Regions from separate parts of the Homo sapiens genome. Here all the other regions are linked to region 1. A link is a contact called in ENCODE Hi-C or POLR2A ChIA-PET data. All regions are on one chromosome and are shown on one strand. The core of a region is the stretch at or near the end of the contact, and the rest is flanking DNA. Distances in the headings are between cores, read along the strand shown. Region 1 holds the start of UTP6 (UTP6 small subunit processome component). Region 2 has its middle 93 kb from the start of CRLF3. Region 3 holds the start of GOSR1 (golgi SNAP receptor complex member 1).

Region 1 (2,886 bases), core at 40-2,539:
GTAGCTGGGACTACAGGCGCTCACCACCACGCTCAGCTAATTTTTGTATTTTTAGTAGAGACGGGGTTTCACCATATTGGCCAGGCTGGTCTCGAACTCCTGACCTCGTGATCCACCCACCTCGGCCTCCCAAAGTGCTGGGATTACAGGCGTGAGCCACAGCGCCTGGCTGGTATTAATAAAGACTTCTTTTACTCCAAGTTCAGGTCACTTAAATTTTAATAATAAATTTCTTTCCGAAATTCCTCTTATTTCTGAGTTCTCAACATGTAAATTTTTTTAAAAATCTAAATTGCGTCTGCCTTAAAAGACTTATTACTACGAAGGACTTACGGGAGAAGATTCAGAGTCCTTAGCTAAGGAATGAACATATGACAAATATATATTAGGAGAATTTAATGCAAGATGTGCAAGACAGGTGTCTTTAGTAATGGTAACATTAACCTTAACTGAGCACTTTCTAAGCGTCCACACTGCTTTGTTTTGTGTTTCATTAACGAATGCTTACTTTGAAGCTCTGAGTCACATTACTACATTCAGACGTTGCAAAACAAAGCAACAGTCACAGAAACCATTAAAAACTATTAAACATAATTTTAACACGCTACTGAATGTCTACCATGTGCCAGGCGCTGTAGTTAGGCTCTGGAGTAGCATATGAAACTGATTTCAATGGTCCCCACCTTCAAGTCTAGTTAGGAATTTATCCACTCCCCCTGGGCTCTCACAGCACTCTGTTCCCATCCCTACAGCAGTACAAGGTACTACAATCAACTTACAGTACACTGTTATCAAAATATTTAATTTGTCTGTCTCCCCCACCACACTCTGCCCAATTAGCTCCTAATGAGCAGGAATCCTGGGTTTATCACCTTTACAGCCCTAAGACCCGGCTCCATGAAGGGCTGTCAAAACGTCTGATGGGTAAGTAGACGGACGGATTACCTTGCAACGAATGAAAAATTAATTCTGGACATCACCGAAAACGAGAAATGGGCTTCCACCACGTTAGGAAAAGTAAACACAGGTCGAGCGTCCCCACATCTAGCCCCTGCCACACACTCCCAACCTCCCCTCAGGCCGCCTCAGCTCTTCCCTCTCCCCAACCCTCTCTCACTTAATCTCCGCATGACTGAACAGTCCAATGCGCTCCAGCTGTTCCAATTCCGGGAGCCGATCTTCTATGCGTTCCTGAATTATCTCTGCCATGAGGTCCGAGGTCTACAACCCCGCGGGTAGCTTCTCAACAGCGAACACGAGCAGGAAGCTCCCGGTTTCAGGTTCGGAGACCCAGCCCTACCACCGACGCGTCCGGACGTAACGTGCTCCCTAGGTCCCGCCTTTTCCGCTTCCGCCACCTCCTACTTAGGGGAAGGCCCTTCGGCTTCTACAGCCACCGTCCCCTCCCTGTGGCCGATTGTGGGATTGCAGCGAGAACCCGCCCTGGTCTTGGGCAGGACGACTCTAGCGGACAGGAGTTGAGGGGCGGGGCTAGACGGGAGGGAGGGGTTAAGTGCGCGCGCCGCTAGACTTGGACAGCCATCAGGAAAAGCGCCTCCAGGTGTAGAGAGGTGGGCTGCTCAAGCCTGAAAGGGACACGAGATGCATTTTCTTCAGAATATTGTCTCCCATCCCACGTCCTGACTTCCCAACACCAAGAACAACAACAAAAAAAAAAGCAAAGGAGGAGGATATTGTACAATTAAACATTTTTGAAAGCCGGTCGCGGTGGCTCATGCCTGTAATCCCAGCAGTTTAGGAGGCCGAGGCGGGCAGATCACCTGAAGTCAGGAGTTCGAGACCATCCTGGCTAACATGATGAAACCCCGTTTCTACTAAAAATGCAAAAAAATTAACTGGGCGTGCTGGCACGCGCCTGTAATCCCAGCTACTCGGGAGGCTGAGGCAGGAGAATCGCTTGAACCTGGGAGGCCGAGATCGCGCCATTGCACTCCAGCTTGGGCAACAAGAGTGAAACTCCGTCTCTAAATAAATAAATAAATAAAATAGAATTGTTTATTATTTAAATCAATATCCTGTCTTTGTAAGCAATAGCTTTCAAAATATATGTCCCTAGGTGAATATCAGACACTATAAATTCTTTTTAGAAAAGGAGATTTTTGTATTGAAAAGTTTGAGAATTACCAAAATAAATCACTAAGGTATAGACACCCTCCTTAAACCATTGCCCAAGCAACTTAGCATTTCTAAGAGAAACACCAGGCAACACAGCTTGGAGGCAATATTGCTGGTATAGTTAGTAAACCTCAAATGATAACTACATGGTTCAGTTCTTTTTTAGTTCTGGATATAAAAAAGCCAAAGCAGCAGTTCTTGCTAAATCTGCTTATTTCAACATTCACATTAGCACCTGGATCCTGTGTGTGATTTATGAAAGGAGAATGGGCTCAGCAAAACCATGTTCCACCTCTGTGCCTTGCATTTCTTTCTTTCCTTTCACATTTTACCCACTCATCTCAGAACTGAGACGAGGGTTGGCTTGTGCTACACCATTTCTTGAATCCTTCAGCTGTAAGACATGTCAGAAGTGGAAGGAAATCACGAATGTAAGACAAAGATAGAATTTATTTGTAAAAGTAAAATCTCTGGGGCTGTGTTAACAGTAAGAGTGGAGATGACACTAGATAGTAAACTCCATATGGGCAGGGAATTTTTTCCTTTTTGACTGGCTAGATACTCTACAGCTTATAGCAGTGCCTACCATATAATAAGTACTCAGTTAATAAATGCATGACACTAAGAAAAGGTACTTGCTAAATTTCTTTAGGTACAAGGAAGTCAGCAAGTTATGACAGACTGTAATCATTTCAAAGTAAATTTGATAGAGACCTTCATAAATTAACCATGATTTTTATTTTATTTTAT
Region 2 (2,979 bases), core at 198-2,697, 1.2 Mb before region 1:
TTGCTGATGGCTTCTGTGAGGGGGATGACAGGGAAGGTGAGGAATCAAGGCAGAGTCTCAGCTTTGGGATCTGAGATTCATTCAACAAATAATTCAGTGCCGCGTGCCAGGCCTATTCTAAAAGTTGAGGATATGAAGACAACAATGGTGATGGCCTCAAGCAGTAATCCCAGCACTTTGGGATGTTGAGGCAGGAGGATCTCTTGAGGCCAGAAGTTCATGTTCAGCCTGGGCAACATAGCAAGACCTCATCTTTGCAAAATAAAATAAATTAGCTGGACGTGATGGCGCATACCTGTGGTCTCAGCTACTAGGGAGGCCGAGGCGGGAGGATCGCTTGAGCCTGGGAGGTGGAGGCTGCAGTGAGCCATGATTTCACCACTGCACTCCAGCCTGAGTGACAGAGCAAGACCCTATCTCTAAAAAAAAAAAGTAAAATTTGGGGATGCGGCCACCATGAGCAAAACAGTTCAATGATCCCTGCCCCATGAAGAGGACATTCTATACACCAGGTGAATAGTTCCATCTGAGCAATGGCCTGAAGGAGCCGGCCATGTGGACAGTGGGTTGGCAGAAGCTACAGGTGGAGGAAGCGACAGGTGCAAAGGCCCTGGGGCAAGGCCTGCTGTGGTCCAGGAATAGCAGGAGTGGCTGGAGCAGACATGGGGTCAGGGAGCTAACTGGGCCAATTACAAGGGTTTTGGTTTTCAGCAGGGAAATGGTAATGGGGGCTCTGATGAGAAATTCCAGGCTGGACATAAGAGATTTGAAAGTGCTGGCTCAATGATGGTACTGAGAGCCCAGGACAGCCTGAGATGGGACAGGCTGGGATGACAGCTGGATGTGACAGAGCAGGGGTTCCCATGCTGGAGGGCCCGCCTCAGAGAATGTGTGTTTCTGGCCAGCACAGTGGCTCACGCCTGTAATCCCAGCACTTTGGGAAGCCGAGGCAGGCGGATCACGAGGTCAGGAGATCGAGACCAGCCTGGCCAACATGGTGAAACCCTGTCTCTAATAAAAACACAAAAAAATTAGCCAGGCGTGGTGGCGAGCGCCTGTAATCCCAGCTACTCTGGAGGCTGAGGCAGGAGAATCGCTTGAACCCGGGAGGCGCAGGTTGTAGGGAGACGAAATCGCGCCACTGGCACTCCAGCCTGGGCGACAGAGGGAGGCTCCGTCTCAAAAAAAAAAAAAAAAAAAAAAAAAAGCAAGGCTCGCAAAACACCGGATTCCTTCTCAGCTTTCTGAGCTGAAAAGGTATAGATCCTCAAGAAGAGAAGAGTGTATGTAAGTACTTCTCAACCAGTTTACCTCTCTGACCGCTCTTACGGTGTTTGGGGGCAAAAAACTAAGGATCTAGACTCTCTAAACCGCTCGCTGGGTCCTTCTCTCCCCACAATGCACCGGGGCCAGCAGGAAGGCCGCTCCGACCCCTAATTTTCCCGCGAATTCAGTTCAAAGAGGCGGCCGGGCCCGCGATCGGCAGCGCGCACCGGCCAACCAAGCCGCGCCTCCGCGAGAAGCGCCTCCGCGTGACTGACGGGGGAATCCGCGGGCCAACGGGCTGGGCGGCCCGGCGGTGCGCGCTCCCGCCGGCCAATCAGAGCGCCGGGCGGGGGAAGTGGGCGGAGCGAGGCCTGGGTAGGGTGAGCGGCCTCCGAAGCGGAGCGGGGCTCTGAGGAGACACTTTTTCTTCCTCCCTCCTTCCCTCCTCTCCTCCTGCCTTCCCTTCCCCTTTCCTCCCCTCTCTCCTCCTTCTCCCCTCGGTCAGCCGGAGCCTGCTGGGGCGAGCGGTTGGTATTGCAGGCGCTTACTCTCCGGGGCCGCCCGGCGAGTAGCTGGCCGGGGAAGGAGGCAGGAACCGCGATGGCGCCTCAGAAGCACGGCGGTGGGGGAGGGGGCGGCTCGGGGCCCAGCGCGGGGTCCGGGGGAGGCGGCTTCGGGGGTTCGGCGGCGACGGCTTCGAGCGGCAAATCCGGCGGCGGGGGCTGTGGAGGCGGTGGCAGTTACTCGGCCTCCTCCTCCTCCGCGGCGTTACCGGTGAAGAAGTCGAAAATGGAGCACGTCCAGGCTGACCACGAGCTTTTCCTCCAGGCCTTTGAGAGTGAGTGCGTGCGAGGCTTTGAGGGCAGGAAGACCCACTCTGCCAACACCGGGGATGGGACACTCTGCTGGGCCCCCTTCCTCCTCGGGAGTCCACTTGTGTGGTAGTGGAGGGAGGAATTGAGGGGATGTCCCCCTTTCGGAGATTACGTCTCCAGGGGATCCGGAGTCCAGGGCCTTGGGAGAGCTGGAAAAGAGGGTCCGGGCGGGTTCTTGACTCCCCCAAGATTGACGCAAGAGGCTCGGGACTGGGGCCCCACGTTCAGAGCAGGCGGCTTTTAGATGAGGAGGTAGCAGTTGAACTGAGCCGCAGTCACATCCCGAGACTGGTTCTTGTTTTCTTTCATGCCTTTCGGACTCTAGAAATACAGGGGTTTCGGTTGTAGCTTTTGAGGGGCAAAATGAAGCCTGTGAAGGGATGAGTGCAGTGGAACCGAAGAAAGTGTCCTTAGTCTGAAATGCCTTCGCGCTAACTTGGTGCTGCAGGTTCCTATGGCACCTTTGGATGCTTAAAACCCTTCAAATCTATCCACCCATTTTGTGGATATGTAAACTGAGCCAGAGAGTGGTCAAGCATCTTCTCTGGAGACGACCCCAGAATTCTGCTTTTTCTACTCGGCTTACAGGACATTTTCTTGGGTCAATTTCTGTTTCTAAGGTCTGTCTGGTAGGTGAAACTGACTTATTTGGAAAGGAGAGCAAGGTGTCTGGAAATAAACAATAGAATTTATTAAAAACATCGTGACTATGAATAATCCTGATTGTTCTTTAAGGAATGTTATATCCTGATTGGTTTCCTTTTTTGCTTTTGTGTGTTATAATTTGGGTGATCTTTAATAGCTAAGTAATCTTACAGAAACTTGAATAAACTTGGCT
Region 3 (2,821 bases), core at 138-2,637, 1.4 Mb before region 1:
GGACATTAACACAAGATCTAGCATTCACGTCATCAGACTCCCAGAAAAAGAAGAGAAACAGTATGAGACAGAAAAAGTATTGGAAGAAACAATGGTTGAGAATCCCCCAAATTTGGCAGAAGACATAAATGTCAGAATCAAGAAGCTGAGGATATCCCAAACAGGATAAATCCAAAGAAATCTACACCAAGGCACATCATAACTTCTGAAAACTAAAGAACAGTTCTTGAAAGCAGTGAGAGAGAAAATGTATTTTAGCTACAGTGGAAAAACAATTCCAATTTTAGTCAATTTCTTATCTGAAACTATGGAGGCCAGAAGGAATTGGCACATTTTTCAAGTGCTGAAGAAAGAAATTGTCAACTTCAGATTGTATATCTGGCAACAATATCCGATCCCCCAAGAATGAAGGGAAATCAAGACATTCTCAGATGAAGAAAAACTAATAGAATTTGTCACCAGCTGATCTACTCTTTAAAAAAAAAATGGCTGAGGGAAATTCTTGAAACAGAAAGGAAACGATTAGAAAAAGGAATCTTGGGACACTAGGAACGAAGAAGAGTAAAATATGCATAAATCAAGTAAGCTTTCCTCTTCTCTTGAATTCTCTAACTTATGCCTGACCCTTGAAGCAAATATTGTAACACTGATGTGGTTCTCCTCAATGAATGCAGAGGAAATACTTAAAAACAACTATATTATAAATGAGTGGGGGAAAGAACTTTACAGGAATTAAGGTTTCTACACTTCACTAGAATTAAGTCAGCACCGGTAGACTGTGATAATTTATGTATCTATAAAGTGTGGGTTTGGACAGCAGATTTTATCAGGTTGAGGGCTCAGGCCGAGAGCATGTAGAAGCAGTTAGCTCACTCTTTCTAGATGTGGCGGCTGACAAGGACAAAGAGGGCTGGGACTAGAACTGCTGTAGACAAGGAAAGCAGCCAGTGGAGAAGAGCGCATACGCCAAAGAACGTGGATGATGGAGCACAGGCGGGGAGGTAGGATGAAGGAAATGGCTCTGGGAAGAAAGGGTCTCTATGTCTGAGAAAGGAAGAAATTGGCTGAAGATACAAATTAGAGACAAGGTGAGGGAAATTGAGGGAGTTGCCTGAGGATGATTCTCCTCCCAGTCAAGTAGGCACCTGCTGAGAGAAAGGATAAGCCGAGATGAGGGAGATGATGATGGTTTGGGGCGCAGAAAGCGGGAATGAAAGACAGGAGCTAAAGCCGAAGTTTTTTCTCTCTCGCTACTTAAAAGCTGTAAGATAACGAATTGATCAGCAGGTGGCAGTGTCCGCGGAGGCTCGCATCCCGTCGGCCCTGGCTCTCAAGGCGGAAACACGCACCATGGTGACTTTCCGGCCTGCATCGCCTCTGCTCCCCTATCCCGGCTGACGTTGGACGACAAAGATGGCGGCAGGGACCAGCAGTTACTGGGAAGGTGAGGGCGAGAAGGCCTCCGGGTGCGTCCTACGAGGGTGAGAGGGGCTGAGTGAGGACAGATCTTGGGAGAAGCAGCACAGGAAAGAACCAGACTCCCGGAGCGGCCGAGCTGAGCAGCGGGGCTTGCCTAAGTGGGATCCCCGGGGCCTTGGGGATACCGAACGGTCTGGGGTAGGGGTCTGGCCTGGCCGGGGCGTGTGAGCGGGACGTGGGGCAGGGGTTGGGCAGAGTGGACAGAGCGGGGATGTAGAGGAAGAGGGCTCTCAATCGCCTGGGTAGAATTGTGTTGAGGGAGTAATGGAACTCGGACGAAGGGGCTTGGGGTACGAACTCTGAGAGGAAACGAATGTTGAGGGAGAAGATCCAGAGCCCCGGAGACTGGAGGAGTCAGCGCATTGGAGCTGAGGTCACTATTGGAAAACTGAGTGGGAAAAGAGAAGGAGGAACTTGCATTCCGGTCCGTCGGAGGAAGTATGAAGAGAATAGGAGACAGAATGTCTCTTATTGGGTCTCCATGACAACTACAGGTTGGGGACTTCCAGGACTGGGTGTTTGAAGGAGGAGAAAATAACTTACCCTTCTGCTCTAGAGTCTAGAATCGGTTTTATTGAAAAAGTTGAGAGAACCTGTGTGAATTGCAGTTACATTTGCTATACTTCTCCCACCAAAAAAACCTTCCTGTGATTTGACAAATGCATTTGTTTAATTCCTGAAACTATAGTCGGATAAAGTGAGCTTACATAAAACTCATTCGTGGATTATGATGATCAACAAGAGCAGAGAAAGCTCACCTTTTTCTCCCAACTGTCTCTTTGCTTTACAGCCGCATAGAAACTACTTTCCAAATTCCTTTGACCTGTTTTTATTGCTATACACTGAAGCCTCTAGAAACCACAGTATTGTCACTATCAGCCCCTTGGTCTAAGAAACTCAATTCTAAATTTATCCAGATTTGCCTATCATACTTTCAAAATGCTTTTACTTATGTTTCCTACTAGAGAAGACAATTATTCCAATCACAGAAAAGCGTGCTTATAGTTTAAAACATGTATTACAATGCCCATTTGAAATGTGTGTACCAGCTAGAAAACTTTTTTTTTTTTTTTTTTGGAGACTCGCTATGTCGCCCAGGCTGGAGTGCGGTGGCGCTATCGATCTCGGCTCACTGCAGCCTCCGCCTCCTGCGTTCAAGCGATTCTCCTGTCTCAGCCTCCTTAGTAGCTGGGACTACAGATGCATGCCACCACGCCTGGCTAATTTTTGTATTTTTAGTAGAGACGGGGTTTCACCATGTTGGCCAGGATGTTCTTGATCTCCTGACCTCGTGATCCGCCCGCCTCTGCCTCCCAAAGTGCTGGGATTACAGGTGTGACCC

What was found. Hi-C counts contacts between places; a loop is a spot of excess contacts on that map. ChIA-PET counts read pairs that join two places held with the same protein, here RNA polymerase II (POLR2A). Pooled maps may share reads with other maps.
Region 2: a pooled map shows a loop between it and region 1 (21-fold over the local background). The contact joins the enhancer-like site here to the promoter of UTP6 in region 1. A Hi-C loop is called at or near these places in 4 of 50 pooled maps. POLR2A ChIA-PET finds 5 or more read pairs at or near these places in 2 of 52 experiments (A673 and B cell).
Region 3: a pooled map shows a loop between it and region 1 (13-fold over the local background). The contact joins the promoter of GOSR1 here to the promoter of UTP6 in region 1. A Hi-C loop is called at or near these places in 6 of 50 pooled maps. POLR2A ChIA-PET finds 5 or more read pairs at or near these places in 2 of 52 experiments (K562 and OCI-LY7).

Annotation. Positions count from the first base shown.
Region 1 is chr17:31,900,419-31,903,304 of GRCh38, forward strand. UTP6 (UTP6 small subunit processome component) reads right to left here and starts at 1,290. Exons shown (of 19, transcript NM_018428.3): 1 at 1,118-1,290. The coding sequence starts at 1,209. RefSeq lists enhancers at 765-914, 958-1,549, 1,235-1,284.
Region 2 is chr17:30,730,020-30,732,998 of GRCh38, forward strand. It overlaps the pseudogene SUZ12P1. Among named protein-coding and RNA genes, the nearest start is that of CRLF3, 93 kb to the right of the region's middle. RefSeq lists an enhancer at 1,580-2,200 and a silencer at 1,898-1,967. Within about 2 kb of position 1,448, at least 28 of the 41 ENCODE cell types and tissues checked have a DNase peak (open chromatin) inside an H3K27ac peak, as active enhancers do; they include A673 and B cell, where a contact is called at or near this core.
Region 3 is chr17:30,476,021-30,478,841 of GRCh38, forward strand. It overlaps GOSR1 (golgi SNAP receptor complex member 1), which reads left to right and starts at 1,388. Exons shown (of 9, transcript NM_001007025.2): 1 at 1,388-1,444. The coding sequence starts at 1,414. RefSeq lists enhancers at 1,132-1,281, 1,432-1,651.